Linked DNA regions of Mus musculus: region 1 is linked to region 2. Evidence: chromatin loops called from intact Hi-C (ENCODE). Cell type or tissue: heart. All regions are shown on one strand. Each heading gives the region's core, and the rest is flanking DNA. Links, peaks and the distances in the headings are about the cores only. Region 1 has its middle 16 kb from the start of Mybpc1. Region 2 overlaps Mybpc1 (myosin binding protein C, slow-type).

Region 1 (8,335 bases), core at 115-8,114, 110 kb after region 2:
TTCAATTTCCAGCCCTAAAAATAGAAAAAAGTTCTCTACTTATGAGACTCTTGTAATTCTACTTTAAAATACCCAGTTGGGGCTAGAGAGGTGACTCTGTGGTTAGGAGCATAGGCTATTCTTCCAGAGAACCTGGGTTCAATTCTTAGTATCTACATAGTTACTTACAACCATCTGTAATTCTAATTTCAGGTAATCTGATACCCTCTTCTCTGAGGGCACCAAGCATATACCTGGTGCACACACAGATATGTGAGCAAAACATTCATATACATAAAGTAAATAAATCCTTTAAAAATAGTTGGATAAAATATCCAAATGAGAGATTTGGACTCATGGTTTTGTGTTGAAATCTGATTTTATGGGCCACACTTGTACACATGAGTTTTTATACACAAGACCTACATAAGTATTCCAGAATGTATTTAGTTTCTGAAAGTAAAATACTTTAAAAGAAAACCAACTGGCTGGTTGGGGTAGCACTCAAAGGTAACGTCTTTTATATGCCATCGTCCAGTGACAGCTTTCCAACATAAGCAAGACTCCAGGGACAGTTCTAATGCAGGACCTTCCCCAAACATCTACTTAGATGTTACCTTCTCTGGGTCTGTCACTGGTATCCCTTGGTATTCCCAGAAAGTCACAGTGTTCCTCTTAAAGAAGGGGTAGATTTCTGGGAAGACAGATTCACCAGCAGCTTATCATATTACCACCCTTGTGATTCTGGTCTGGGATAAGCATCTACTTAAGACCAACTAGAGGAGAAGCTCCGCACCGCCAGTGTTGGGCTCTTATGACTTATTGGTGACACCACGAAAGTAATTGAGAGGACAGATGTGAGCTCTTTCTCCCCTTCTCCTCCTCCTTCTCTTATTCTGTCATTGACAAGGTTTCAGAATGTAGCCCAGGTTGGCCTAGAACTTGGTTTTGAGCTTGCCTTCATTGTCCATCTCCTAGGTTACAGGTCCACACCACCACATCCAAATCAGATCTGGTCTCTTGTCCTAATTGGAGAGTATGTGGCTCTTTTGCATAAAGCAATTTTTGAATTAAACTTTTGCCACTCCACAGAAGGCCTGCTCTCATTCCCTTCCCAGGGTGAATCATCTATCAGCAATCTTGCCATCAAGGCCAAAGATTTGACCCATGATCTTGCCAACCCTCAGTTTCTCTTGATACTGTTTCTTGTAACATTGTGCACATATAGCCTCGGACTCTACTATTATCCAGGTATCTTTGCTTATACCATTACCTCTTCCTAGGACACATTCCCATCTTTATTCTCTTATTCTAAGCACATGATCTAACCCTCTAATTTAAATTCTACTGTTAACCTGTTCTCTGGGACCATCCACATAGGAACTATGGTAACATCCTTAGGGAACCAAGATGGCTACCCTGACAGGGGAACAATAATTCAGACGTTATCCAGCTACTTGGAAGTTTCTCAGGACCATGAAACATAAAGTTTGTTTAAGAGTTACACAAATAGTCTGCACCTTGGTTACACGTTGGAGTCTTGTGGAGAACCCTAAAATAGGTATGGTGGGGTTTCACTGCCTTATCCAGGGCTGCATTTTGATTGAACTAAAGAGATGCAAGGTTCTTGAGCGCGCCCCCAACTCGCCAGCAAGAACGACGCCACAGCAGGATCCTTCTGCACACGTTTATTCAGTCCTGTTTCTTCTTTCTTTATATCTCCCTTGTTTATATATCTCCCTTGTTTTTATATCTCCCTTGTTTTTATATCTCCCTTGTTTTTATATCTCCCTTGTTTTTATATCTCCCTTGTTTATATCTCCCTTGTTTTTATATCTCCCCCGAACCCTGGGCCTCTCACTCCTTTTATACTCTCTCTCATCCACGCACCGCAGGCCACGCCCCCTCGCCAGTCACGAGGCTTCAGCTAATCAGGGCAGCAGGGGCAAATCTCCACCAAATTGGATTCACCTGTATCCTGGTACACCTGCGCAGCACTCAAGATGTTTGTGTCTTATATGAGGAAGTCAGGTGCAAGTCATATGACTTAGCTGCAGTCCCTGGCGCCTTTGGGACTGCCGCCACACCCGCTCCCCACACAAGGTGGTACTGCATCTTTAATCTATGTTCTTAATGTTCCCTAAGGTGATGAGCCTCGTTAGGCTCTGGTGCTGATTCTGACTGGCCCAGAGGGAAGAAGGGTACTGTGAACCACACTGGTGTACCTTGAGTATAAATGCCCTCAAAGCCTCCATGGGGACACATTTCCTCTAAAGGCCACATCTCCTCCAATAAAGTCACACCTCCTAATAGTGCCACTCCTTATGGCCCGGCATCCAAACACATGAAGCTCTGGGAGCCATACTTACTCAAACCATCACAGAGCCATTACGAGATGGTACCATTAGAACACCATCTTCCTAAGATTGTCCTTGCAGAAGACTGTCGTTCACAGTGCTGCCTGTGCCTTCCTTCTTCCTTGGCCACTTTAAACAACTGTGTTTATAGGGCTGATGAAATGCATACTTTGTATGGGTTCACTACATCACCTCTATACACTGAAGAAATTTATAGGGGCACTTTCCATAAGTGACTAAAATCACTGTCAACACGACCCCTTACTGTCCCATTGACTGTTTCTATGTAATAAGGGAGTCAATGTGATGTTTTCTGAGAGAGAAAGGAGTGATGTGCAGATTTAGAAACCAATTCCTCCTCCAGAGCTTCCCAGCTGGGGGAAAAAAGGGAGTGGGAGAAGGGGGAAGAGGGGGAGGGACTGGGAGGAGGGTCTAGGAGAAAGGGGAGGAAGGAGGGAGTGGGAGAAGGGGGAGGAAGGAGGGAGTGGGAGAAGGGGGAGGGAATGGAAGAAGAGAGAAAGGGGAGGGAGGAAGGGAAAGAGAGAGAGAGAGCAAGGTTGAGAGAGGCCTGTCTCTGGGGGGGAGATTCCTCATCCCCAAAATAAACTCTTCCTGCTCAAGTTAGAGCCTCAGGCTTAAAGTATCAGCATTCTGGAACCAGAACAATACAAACATGGGATAAGGTTGATGAGACACGAGCATTTGTAGGTGATGTGGTCATCGCTGTTGGTGCAGGCTCAGTGGAGGTGACACACTCCGAATGCAGAGAGACCAGAGACAGGGTGGGGGTGGGGGTAGGGTGGGCGAGATTCTAGTTGACCAGCCACGGAGGAAGGGGTGATGTACTGATGAGGAAATGGCAAGTCACGCAGCTCTGTAGTCCCCTCAAGACTTTCATACAGGGTTGACTTCAGGAGTATAGTGTAGGAGATTCAGAGCCACATCCCGTGGGCTTGGTAATTTGTCAAGGTTGTCTAGCCCAGTGGCTCTCAATCTTCCTACTTGTGAGATCCTTTACTATATCTCCTCATGTTATGGTGACCCCCGACCATAAAATTATTTTTGTCACTACTTCATAATTGTAACTTTGCTACTGTTATGAATCATAGAGTAAACGTATGCTTTAAGTCCCCAAAGGGTTCGAGACCCACAGGTTGGAAACCATTGGTCTAACCCATCACTCTGGTTTGGGAATTCAGATTCCCATGTCTAATAATCAATTCTACAAAACTCCATATGCAAGACAGCAAAGATTACAAGAAAGGACTCTGCTGGGATGGCATTGTTCAAAGGGACTAAGAAAATGAGCCATGGTGTGTAGTGGCAGCTGCCTTTCAGGTTAGCACACAGAGGCTGCAGGAAGAACACAAGGCCTTACATACAAGGGTTACATGGTGAGACCCTGGCTGAAAAATAGACAAGTAAATAAATTAACCAAACAAATAGAAAATAAGTCTTTAGCTCCAATAATGGGAATCTAATTAATTATTGTGTACTACTTAACAGGTATTATTTATAAATGCTACATAACTAAATGGCATATGCTGAAGAGATAATAGCCATAAAAAATAATGATGAGGCCAGTCATAGTGATGCACACCTATAATCTCAGCTCTCAGAAAGCAGAAGCTATTTCCCCAAGTTCAAGGCCAGCCTGGTCTACATAATGCATTCCAGGCCAGCCAGGGCTACAGAGTAAAACCTGTCTCAAAACTCAAAAAATAATAATTAAAAAAGTAGTTATACATATTAATATGAAACAATGTATTTACACACCTTGAGAGAAGATTTGCTGCTGACCTGTATTATAATATCTTCTCATTTTTCACGTCATGTATTATTTGCAGCCAGGATTTAGAAAAGAAAGAAAACAGACACTCATCTTTTAAAATATTTTTAATTATGTGTATGTGCATATGCACATATCTGCGGGGTCCAGAAGAGGGCATCAGAGTCCCTGGAGCTGGAGTTACAGGTGGTTTGTGTATTGCCCAATATGGAAATGAAGCTGATGACATCACCCGTAATGCCAACCAGGGGGATGTTATGACAAAGGGACCTTAAGTCTGAGGACACCTGGTCTATATAATGAATTCAAAGTGAGTTTGGAGCTAGTGTGGTAGTACTGGCTTTTGATCCCAGTACTCAGGAGGTAGAGACCAGTGGAAGTCAGCCTGGTCTACATAGGGAGGTGCAGGCTAGCCTGGTCTACATAGTGAGACCTTATCTCTAAATAAATAATTAAATGAATAAATAAATAAACAACAAACAAGCAAACAAACAAATAAATATAATCTATAGTGAGACCAGGCCTCAAACAAACAAACAAACAAACAAACAAAGAGCAAACAGGATGAAAATAGCATCTACTCTAAACAGACAAAGTAAAAGAACAACAACAACAACAACAACAAAAAACCAAGCAAACAAGACCACCACCAACAAAAACAGGAACAAGAGGAAACATTGCTTTGTTTATATGAATAACAAAATTTGTTTATTTCCTCTTATTTGTTTCCTCTTCTAGAAACTCATTCTATAAAAAAGACACTTGAAATAAAGGGCTGAGAGCATGAACCATAAAGCTATCGGTCAGATGTTAAAAAGCTATAGAAAATTAAAAATTCCATTCACTATAGGAGGAAAAAAAAAATCAAACAATCCCAAACTGCAGGACTCATTCTCTGTATAATTTCCCCACAGTCCTGTACACATATAGCTTATGTGCGGCTTTTCTTCAGAAATTACCCAGTTTTTATTATTTTTAAAAGCACTTGGGAGCTAGCGAGATGGCTCAGCGCAGTTGCTCTTCCAGAGGTCCTGGATCTGACATCCAGAGGACCTGGCTACCCACATGGTGGTTTACAACCATCTGTAACTCCACCTCTCGAGGATCCAACACATATGTCTGGCTTCCTCGTGCACCAGACAGGCATGTGGTACACAGAGTATGCGCGGGCAAAATACATAAAATAGTATTTTTGTTTTGTTTTGTTTTGTTCTGTTTTTGTTTGTTTTTGTTTTTTTAAACCATTTGAACCCCAAGCAACGTTAGCCTGTTGCTTATTTATCTTTTTTATCCTTTGTGAATTTCACACATGTGTTTGGGTCATAATCACCTCCATCAGAGGTTATTCAGTTTTAAAGAAAAATCTCTCATTTTTATCTCCTATGCCGCATCTTCGTGTAAGTTAAAACAAGGCATTTAGAGGTTTCCTTTTCCACCCAAACTCTTCCTCTTTGTCAGCCTCGTTTAAATATTGCTGCATGCTGTCGCTAAGGGAAACGCTCCTGTATCTTCCAAAATAGAGACCAAGGAAACGATCAGATTTCTTTAATGCTCAATGAGGCATAACGACTTGGCTATGGGAATACAGTGGTGTACCTGGCGGCGTGAGTAAAAAAGGCTATGTAAAAGTAATTATAATTCTTGCGAAAGAAGTAGGCAAAGTCATAGAAAAATAGATTCTCCCGCGGGCAAGGAGCGGTATAAGTCGCTAGGAAAACATTTGGGAGCTAGGAAAGCCTAGCTGATGTACTGCAAAGTGGAAAAGGAAACGCAGAAGCGCAAGGGTTCTGCCACACAGTGATGATGGAAAATTCTGTTCAGCAGCTCAGCTTGTTTGAGCCGGGAAGAGCGATGATTGGGTGACAAGGTCGAGTCGAAAGCCTGTACACTTAGCTACGTGAAGTTCTACTGTATCACGCTCAGTGTTATTTTAGGATAGTCACGAGAGCACTTGAACCCTGAACAGGGAACCTCTCCTCGCCTTATCCTGTCGCACACGGGCATGAAGTGGCTCAAGTACTCAGACACAGAGGCAACTCCAACCAAAAGGCTAGCGGTGGTCTACGTTTCCTTGGAGCCACTCCAAGTCCAGAACCACGTTTAGCCTCACTTCCCCCTTGCCTCGGAGAGCATTTGGAAGGGATGACGTCACATAACAAATGCATGTCTGATTTAGTTGGTGACACGTTCAGTAACCAAAAAATCCTCATAACTTCAGTCAAACTAGGATTTTTCTAGCACTGCCCTTAAGATGTCGTTCTGGGTTCTTTTGGTAGGGAGTTGGATTTGGGGATGGGGCAGGGGGATGCCAAGGGCGCATACCCAAAGCCAATTTTCCTTGCAAATAAGCAGTTTAAGACAATTCCAGTCTTTGAGTCTTTGCTACGTCAAATACAGAAGAACTCGTTTAATACATAAATAAGAGGATAAAATATTTTTCAAGATAAGTAAATGAAAGGCATGGTGGCCTATACCTCAGGAGAACTTTGAGGGTAACCTGATCAACTTTGTGTGAGTGACCCTTCCAAAGAGGAGGGGGACGAGGGAAAGGGAGGTTAGGGGTAGGCACATCGATGTTAGTTTGCTGGTTGAACAAATTCCACAGTCAGCTGGACACTACCAAGAAGCTTCCGAGCTCAACGTTACTCGTAGCCACCGTGGAAACACTCTGTAGCACTTGTGAACTTGACGGTGTTCCCAAGCGAGTAAGTATCTTTCACATCAGCTGCAGACAACCAGAGTAGTTATAAATATAGGCTCAAATGGCCTCACCCGAGAGTTTGGATTTTGGCTTCTGATACCCGATGTGCTAATGGTAGCAGCAAATGGCTGGCCAGTAGTCTGCACTGCTCCATTTGCAAGTAATTTATTACCACAGCAGCATCTGAACTAGGAAGGAAGTCTCCCCAGCCTCTCTCCTTTTCCTTTTACTCTATTCCTGTTTCAGTTCCATGACTGAGAGAAGAAAGCAGCGGGGCATGGTGGTGCGTGCCTTTAACCCTAGCCCCCCAGGAAACAGAGGCAAACAAATCTCTGAATTTAAGGTTTAGCATGGTCTATGTACTAAGTTCCAGGACAGTCAGAGCTATACAGTAAGATCCTGTCTCAGATAAATAATAATAAAAATAAAATAATAATAATAATAATAATAATAGTAGTAGTAGTAGTAGTAATGATAATAATAATAAAGACCATTCTTGGCTCTATCTCAGGGCTACTGTAATAATGAGTGGGGTTTTTTTTTTACTACTGGTACAATTTATATAATAAATTATATAATATAATAGCCCTGTGTGTAAAAATTATTATCAGTCCTATTTTACAGATACAGAAACTTGGGAATAAAGGCTTCTGTATTTTGTTTGTTAGTAGGCTGTGTAGATATGACTTCAGACTGTCTGGCTGTATGAATCCTGAATGCTGGAGCACACACAAGCGAGTTTGCACACGGGGCCTCAGGTCTTACTTTCCTTTCCCAATAATAATCGTATTCGTTTTGGCAAGATCAGGTGCTGTGCTGATTCCTGGTGTGATTTTCCTCAATAACCCACTGTCTCTAGTGACACTTAACTTTCTGCAGTGTTCCATCTTTTCATGCTCCTGGGGACACCACTGAACAGTTGTACAAATTCTCCCACACCAGGAGCCTCCGGCAGTACACCCGCCAGGAGATGGTATTTTAAGTTACAGCGAGACTGTTGTGTAATCCCCTCCTGCTCTCTGCTCTGACAGACCCACCTGCCGTCCCTGTCCCTGTCCCTGCTTTCACGTGTCTTTCCACTCTTCCCTTGGTGTTCCCTTACTTTTGATCTGACTGGCACGATTTCTCCTACTGTTACCAAACATCGTTGCGATGAGAAAAATCGGGGGGGGGGGTGGAGGGAGGGAGGGACAGTGGCAAGGGAACACCTACAATTTTATTTTCCTTTCCAGTGTGCCAAAGGGAATTCTTCCTTCTCTCAAAGCCCTAAAGAGAAAGGTTTCTTGCTTAAGTTAGACAATCCAGGAAGACAGTAGCTGGGGACAGCCAGTGGCTGGAAGTTTAGGAGGAACAAGCGTTGGGGGATTAGATTACAGAGAATCATCTGGAACTGTGGGTAGGAGGGGTGTTAATAGCTATTGCACAGAAAGATGCTCTTGGGTTCTCTTGAAAGCCCTTGGCATGTGTGTTTGGGAATTTGGGGTGGGAGGCTGGACCTTTGCTCCTTTT
Region 2 (8,335 bases), core at 191-8,190:
ACAGTCACCCCAACTGTCATCTCTCAATGGCACCTTCCAGTGCAGGAATAGGAACTGAATTCACCGTGGCTGGAGTGGACACCCGGTGGCCTGGAAGAGGCACCCCATCTGTAGCCCGCAGAGGACAGTTCCTTGGCTCCTTCATCCCTGGAATCGCCCAGATGACCACATGACGGTTTATTTTGAAACCTGGCTCCCTTCCAATGACCCTTTGTCATACTTCTCCATGAAGGTTGCCTTATAATTTTCTTATTTTCCTTGCCACGGTGCCGAGGATGAACCCTGCTTACTCATTAATTAACTTGTAAAATATAAGCCAGCCAGCGGGTAATAATTTAGTATCTAACTTCTTTGAAGATGTTTTCCTGGGCTCTAAGATTGGAGTGCGGGTGAAGGAAAAAGAAAAGCAGGTGTGAATCGCTTGCCTTGGGGAACTAACCTCGCCCCATCAGAAAACAGAGGTAATGTCAATATTGCTCAGGAGAAAAGGTACCTGTGCCGGATACGTAGGAATAGGACAGTGTTTCCTTAATGACATATTTGAGTCACCCAATGCCCTAAGCACTTCTGTGTCCTCGTTCTACCTGTGCCCTGGTAGTTTGCCCCTTGTAACTTACTTCGGACGTTGTCCAGTCAGTGTGTCTGGGAACACACAAGGAGCACCAGGCAACTATTAACAGAGCAATGACAATGCTCAGAATCTGGACGACAGGTTGTCTCACTAATGCATTTGTCTCTCTAATCCTTTATCAACATTTCATTGTGAAGGATTTTCACAAAGTCTTGTAGCAGGAACCTGAATCTTTGATGCAGGAATACTAATTTATTGGAATCCACAGAAATAAGGAACCAACAACAGGGGTCATTTACCTTAGTCAACTGTTATAGGTAGCCACGCACAGAGAGGGCCTAGGTGCCCAAGTCTCTGGCCAATTCTAGTCACATCTCTGTCCCCAGCTTCCTGACACACAGGTGACTATAGGTCAAACATTCGGCCTTGGGGTGAGTATATTGGCTATAAGGCGCCCCTGTGGGGATTTGGATTCAGAGAAACGTCCCAATAGAGTCAAGAAATACACTCTATAAGAAAAGGGGGCCATGAGAAGTGTTGCCAGCAGGAATGTGTGCATGGGTCTGTAGAGTCCCTCCCTGACCTGTGGAGGAAACTGTCTATGCCTTGAGAATCCCAGAGTAAAACTCTAGAAAGTACAGGGGGTCCTTTCTGCCAAATTCAACCGAGTAGCAGAACTGTCCAGATCTTTCAAAAGGAATAGACATAAAATTAGTACATGACAGGGTATGGCAGTTAATTTTATATGGTGATGGGATTGGATGGTTTTGTTTGTTTGTTTCTGTTTCTGTTTTTTTTTTTTTAACAAAATCTCAATCATTCAATTCTACCAATGAAGACTCAGGAGAAATGCTGGGATGAAAGCCTGTTAGCTCTGAGAGGCAGAGAGAGAAAGCATCCAGCTGACCTTCTTCCTCAGCCTAGGTCTCTTCTAGAATTCAATCATTTATCTATCCAGTCTAATCTAATCTAACAATCTAATCTAACCATTGACCTCTTATTGGTTCGGTGTCTTTGGAGATCCTAATACAATGGGCAAACTGTAGCCTTGGGGGCCGAAATAGCCTGGTGTCACACTTCTTACAATCACTTGCTTTTAATAAGCCATGTAATTGCCATTGTGCATTGAAGACCAGAGGACTTTCCTTCCATCTTTTTCCTAAGCACCAGGAAAGAGCACAGCTTTATCTCCACACAGATCAGAGGAATTTTCAATCTCCCTGGTTGCTAGGAAACTTAGGGTCACATTTGATACAGAAAAAGAAAGCAACATATCTTGTCCTGTACATTAATTGGAACAGATATATAAACACATTACCCAACTTCGAATCCATATATGCACTCTACTTTTTTGTTTTGTTTTTTGTTTTTTTTCGAGACAGGGTTTCTCTTTGTAGCCCTGGCTGTCCTGGAACTTACTCTGTAGACCAGGTTGGCCTTGAACTCAGAAATCCGCCTGCCTCTGCCTCCCAAGTGCTGGGATTAAAGGCATGTGCCACCACTGCCTGGCTTTTTTTTTTTCTCACTTTTTTTCCCCATATATGCACTCTATACCCTCCCTGCTTCTGTGAATGTTAAGTTCCTGAGTTCTGAGCTAATGTCATAGACAGAGCAGTTTATCAATAACTCAGTTGTTGAACTGAGTCTTGTTTCCAACCTCAACTTCAAAGTGAAAAGTTAAGAACATATTGTCTCATTTCAACATTTCTTAGAAGTGTTTACTATTTCCATATTAACTTAGGTGAAGCCTTTATTAGGCCTTTAAAAGGAATAAATAAGTGTGATCTTTCAAGTTTTTAAATGAACTCTTGCCCTCCCACCCTCAACCTGGTAAATTCTTGTGAGACACAATTTTGCTTTAATGGAGTGATATTTAAACCTAATTATAGCAAAGCTACTAAAAAAAAAAAAAAAAAAAAAAAAAAAACGGTGGCAGTGACAGCTTTGGACATTTTTCAGAGTTTCAAAATATCCTTTTTCTTCCTTGGAGCTTTGCAAAGTCTAAGTATTGCTTGTACGAGGACACATCATGTATTGAAAGGACTGAGTTAGCCAGAGCCAACCCAACTCCATGCATGGCGGTTCGGGAGTCTAGGCCTAAGTTTCTGTTTCCCAGAAATGAGAACCCAGCTCCAGGAACCCGTGGTCAGCCAACCACAGCCTCGGGCAGCCAATCCAAGGACACCTTGTCATCTGGCCTGAAGTAAGACTAGGTAGCTAGAATGAATAAGTAACCGGTTGGGAAGACTCCAGAGCCTAACCAATAGTAGAATCAGTCAGACCCCCTAGAGATAGAGCTTACCAACCAAGGTAAAAAGAGCACACACCCCTCCCTGAAATTCCCCTAAGTGACAGTAAAAGCTGGGCCCACTAGGTGTCTCCATTCCGGGATGGGGAGACCCCAGCTTGCAGGAGATTTAGCTGAATAAATGCTCTTTGCTTTAGCAAGGTATTTGAGTCTGAGTTACCACTCTCTGGGGATTCTCGGACCCTAACAATGTTGTTGAGTAAAAGATACTAAAGGGACTGGTTTCTGACTGAAGACACAAGACTAAGTTTTCAGCACAAAGGAAATTTATTTGCCCCAGAGGGACAAAGAGCAGGAATAAGGGACAGGAAATAGAAGGCAAGGGAGAAGGGGAAGGGAACAAGGAGAGGAAGGAGTATTTGTCCTGGACAACAAAGGCCTGCCTCTGAATAGAGAGGAGAAAGACTGGCTCCTAGGAAAATGAGTTTATAAAGGCAAAATGGGAAACCCTGTGTTAGGAGAAGGTGTCTAATTTTGATTTGGCATGTTAGTTAGGTGAGCTAAAGAGGGCTTTTGATTGCTGGACTTCACTACTTTGACAGCTGGCCCTTGGTTGTCAGCCTCTGGAGGACGAAGTGGACAAATAAGGGAATAGACCTTCTGGCTAGCTTTAGAGAAGTAATCTACAGATTCTTATCAAGGTAGAGGAATGGGGGAGAAGGGCAAGGCCTGCCAGAGCCATGTTTAGATATAATTAAGGAGGTTATGAATGGAGAAAGAAACTCTGGGAGAAAGCTTCACAATGTAGACTCTATGCCATAACAGACTTGACTGTGTGACTCAGCAAAAGCAGTCAGCCAGTATTCTCTCTCCTGGCCAGCCGCCCAGCTGTTGTGCCCCCAGGCAGCCTGCAGGGGCGTGCTGCCTGGCTCTGCTACATTGTTCTTTACTGGGTGTATACAAGTTCTAGTTTGCCTGTGTTTCTGAATTAGCCAGACTGCATTTGTGCAAAATACCTGAGTCAGTAATGTTCAGATAGCTTTCCTAATGGGATGGCTCACATTATGTTCATGGCTAGCTTTATGGGTTGTTTGTTTGGTTGTTTTTGGTTGTTTTTTTTTTTTTTCGAGATTGGGTTTCTCTGTGTCGTCCTGGCTGTCCTGGAACTCACTCTGTAGATCAGCCTGGCCTCTAACTCAAGAGATCTGCCTGTCTCTGCCTCCCCAGTGCTGGGATTAAAGGCGTGCACCACCACTGCCCGGCTAGCTTTATGTTTAAAAATTTAAAAATCTCTGGACTATAAAGCGAATTGGGACATCCAAACATTAAGGGTTAATTTTTGCAATCAGCCTGGTCTTGTACAACTTTAGCAAACCTGCTATTTCTGCTTCTGTAAACAAAAGCTTGCTTTGCCCAGACGACCTTCTGCTTGTGCATAGACACAATGTAACATTGTGCTTGAAAGATCCTGACAGAATGTAAAAGGTCACAGAAGCCCTGAAATTGGCAAGATAGATGTCACTGTTAGCAGAACTGGCTTCACTGATTTAGAAAAATAGAGGCGCACAATGCTCTGGCCACTCCTTGAACCCGTGTGTCTGCCAATGTTTTGACCGTTCCTTGAACCCATGTGTGTGCCCACTGAAAAAGCCCATTGCCAGGTGTTTGTGATATTGGTTGCTGAGAGTCAGAAAATCTCCCCAGCAACCACAGCCCAGCCAATCCGGAGTTGCTACACCTGCACCAGTCTCTTTCCTTGTACCCCTCCCATACCCATTTCTTGAAATCCCCTACTTTCCCCCTTCTCCTTTCCCCACTGAGGGCCTATACAAACTGGGACCTCTTTCCCCTCAAGGTTGACTCCTCTACCCCTGCGTGGGATATGAGTCGTCCCCAGAGCTCTGGCTTTCCCCAATAAAGCCTCATGTGGTTTACATCAAGCTTGGTCTATCATGAGTTCTTGGGTGTTCGCTATTGTCCTGAGGCCTGAGCGAGGGGCTCCTCTCGGAGTCTTTCAGTGCTCTTTGCCTTTAAAATCCCCTGACTGAGGAGGCTGGGCAGTGTATTCAGGATCTGTGAGTCTTAGGTGTAGACCTGACACCATTATAGTAATAAAAGCCTCCTCTTTAAAAAAAAAAAATGTATTCATGATCAGAATGGTCAACCTCTGAACAACCCCTTAACACCAACGAACACAGATGTCTGCATAAGGATTTTGCATGACAGCTCTTCGGGGCCCTGATTCCAGCTGCTAGGATAATGAAAATATTCAAAGAATATGTTTGTGCTGAACACTAGAGGCAGAAAAGGCTCCCCCCACCCCTTGTCAGAACACTCGGAACAGCAATGTAACAACTTTTTTTTTTTTTTTTGCTTATTTTGTATTATAGTAATCTAGAGGCAATTTGAAGTATACAGGAGGAAGCATGTAGATTAATGCAAATACTATGATATTTTGGATATAGGAAACTTGAGCACCGGGCAGTGGTGGCGCATGCCTTTAATCCCAGCACTTGGGAGACAGAGGCAGGTGGATTTCTGAGTTCAAGGCCAGCCTGGTCTACAGAGTGAGCTCCAGGACAGCCAGGGATACACAGAGAAACACTGAGTCAAACAAAACAAAACAAAACAAACAAACAAACAAAAAACCCCAAACCAACAAACAAACATAACCTTGAGCATCTAAAAATGTCAGTACCCACAAGGTACTAACCGGAACCACTCTACGGATCCTAGGGGAGTAAGAGACAACCATTATTTCAGAGTGATTAAAGGCCTAAGAGCAAAGTTAGTAGCTAATTGTAATATCCAGGGAGCAAGATTACCAAGCAGTGGGAACAGAAGAAAAAGGACCCATCATAGTTTGACTATAGAGTAGTTTTCTCTGGAAATTCCCAGATGCATAGCAACCACCCAGACCTTCATCTTCCCCTCAGTGAGCCCATCGTCAGCCCAGGGGATGATCTCACACATTCCCATTGGAAATTTGGAAAGGGAGAGGAGGAAATATTTTAAATCTCATTGTAAGATGCTATGGTGACATCTGCAAGCAAAGATGAACTGAGCCCCTGGGGGGAACAACAAAAGAAGGGGGCTATTGGGAGTGGTGGCTAAGAAAATTAAAAATTTAGGTGTGGTACTGTACACTTCTGCTCCTTTATCTGAAACTAAGGAAGAGTGAAGAAGTTGTTCACAAGATTGCGGCATTGTTATATAAGCATTTATCAACAGCTTGATTTTATTTTTTAAAAGGTTAACTAAAATTGACTACTAAGTCTGGAGCTGCTTCATAGAATACAGTACTAGTCCTCCGGTACTAGGACTGGCTGTTTGGGCAAACATGGAGGGCGGGTCTAGAAATTTTTCCTTAGGGGTTGTAGTGGCTATGCCTGGTTGTCAACTTGACTATCTTTGGAATGAACTACAATGTAGAATTGGAAGGCTCACCAGTGACCCTTATCTGGAGGCTTGGAGATAGAAGTTTCTGATCTGGATCTTGGTATGGAGATCTTGAGGCATAGTGGTTATGGATTCCAGAAGATTAAGACAGGGAGATCTCCTAGTTCAAGGTCATCTGGGAGTAAAGGTGTGGTGTAACACACCTTTAATCTGGGCTACACCTTCTGCTGGAGACCATATAAGGACATTGGAAGAAGGGAGTCTAGCTCTTGCTCCTTTGCCTACTTGCTGTGTGGGACTGAGTAACTGCTAGATCCTTTGACTTCCATTCACAGCTACTACTGAACCATTGTTGGGAATTGGGCTGCAGACTGTAAGTCATCAATAAATTCCTTTATTATATAGAGACTATCCATAAGTTCTGTGACTCTAGAGAACCCTGACTAATACAGGGGTATTATGACCCAGGTTTGGTAGCATCTGGGCCTAAGCCTTTTGCCTCAGCTCTGACTGAGACTACAACTCCAAATGCATAGCAAATAGAGCATTATTTCAGCATACATACTGCAAACTTATTTGTTCCATTTACTAAATACCTTTTCCTTTTTCTTTTTTAACTGAAAAGAAAATGCCTGAAAGGTAAAGTTGTGATAACTCTTATTAAGTTCACATGGAAAAAGAGGGCATAGACCCTCATGTTAAGTAGGTTTGTGTGAACCAAACAAGCCCACTTAGAAAAGTTGATTTAGAAAAATGTATGAAAACTAACTTTAGCGTTTCATGCCTCACCTTTAAGCCCAGCACTCAGGAGGCTGTGGCAAAAGACTCGCCATCAGTTCGAGGCCAGCCTGGAGCACGCAGCAGAAGGGCAGTCAAGAGAGACAGATTTTTTTTCAGGATCCCATTATGGAATGTTGTGATTTCTTTACTCTGGGGGAGAGAGAAGTCTTTGGAGATGGCTATTATAAAATGAAATAGTGGCTTTTCCTTATTATACAGTTGGCTTTTTACTAAGGTACAGTGAACCAGGCAAGACCATAGTGAACAAAGTAGGACAGCACAAGAGACTTTGTTTGCAATTTTTAATTAAGCAATCTGTGCAAACAATTATTATATTTTTTTTTTACTTTCTTCAAAGTTAGGAGGAAAGAAAGAAAGTGACCACACTTGGGGGCCTGGGAGAAAACCAGAAAGTACTATCCATTTTCAATCAGATTTCAAAGCAGTGGGTGTGTCTAGAAGCAATGCCCTGCCCTCAGTATTCCTCGGGATTGCTTGATTGTAAGTCTCGCAAATAGGAATCAATTATGTTTGGAGGCACGCCTTGCAGGAGGAGCCTGCAGAAGGACAGCCCACCTAGGGAAGACAAAATGGAAAAAGGGAACGTTAAAAGCAGCTATGTAAAAGATGACAAGAGAACGCTCCTGCACTGGCTGCCTACAAACGGGGTTGGTTTTGTTCTTGTTAGCTACAGGAATCACACAGTACCTACTTGAAATCTTGTCCTGGTTTTAATGCATTTGGAATATAAGGCACTTGGCATCTCGGGGGGGAAGAAATCAAGTTCCTGGCAGACTCATAATAATTTACTCCTCTACCGTTGTTAAATCTCGATTTAAATTCCCACCTGTTGGAGAGAGCACTGCTCTTTGAGAGAGAGGTTTGGGGAACCCTCCATGTATGATGGAAAGGTTCTGACTGAACGGCTATTAGTCAACAGGAGAGCCATTTCTTAACGTTCTTTTTAATTAAGCACAGATAATTGTGATTCAAGCCCACTGGGAAGGAAAAAAAAATATTCACTTTAACTTTGGCCATCTAGGGGCTGGTGAGATGGCTCAGCGGGTAAGAGCACTGACTGCTCTTCCAGAGGTCCTGAGTTCAAATCCCAGAAACCACATGGTGGCTCACAACTACCTATAATGGGATCTGACGCCCTCTTCTGGTGAGTCTGAAGACAGCTATAGTGTACTTATGTATAATAATAAATATTAAAAACTTTGGCCATCTATAAACTGTGCAAAAAATACAACTAATACCTTCTGAGAGTGAGAGAAATGCCAACTAGTATTTCATACCTACCTTCTGAATTCCTGTTATATAGATATATATTTAAA

What was found. Peaks named below come from ENCODE experiments on the same cell type or tissue, not always from the same donor. Only the 100,000 strongest peaks of a DNase experiment are listed, where the experiment ranks them.
Region 1: it touches region 2 in a loop (2.5-fold over the local background); 2 of 42 quality-filtered maps call a loop at or near these places.

Annotation. Positions count from the first base shown.
Region 1 is chr10:88,616,691-88,625,025 of GRCm38, forward strand. No RefSeq gene overlaps it. Among named protein-coding and RNA genes, the nearest start is that of Mybpc1, 16 kb to the left of the region's middle. In heart, for the core only: a CTCF peak has its summit at 4,295 (motif pointing right); a DNase peak (open chromatin) is centred at 6,071; H3K27ac peaks cover 217 bases; H3K27me3 peaks cover 1,246 bases.
Region 2 is chr10:88,510,996-88,519,330 of GRCm38, forward strand. Mybpc1 (myosin binding protein C, slow-type) reads right to left here. Exons shown (of 29, transcript NM_175418.5): 29 at 7,284-7,574. Among named protein-coding and RNA genes, the nearest start is that of Chpt1, 11 kb to the left of the region's middle. In heart, for the core only: CTCF peaks have their summits at 2,968, 3,729 and 8,168 (motif pointing left); a DNase peak (open chromatin) is centred at 3,706; H3K27ac peaks cover 332 bases.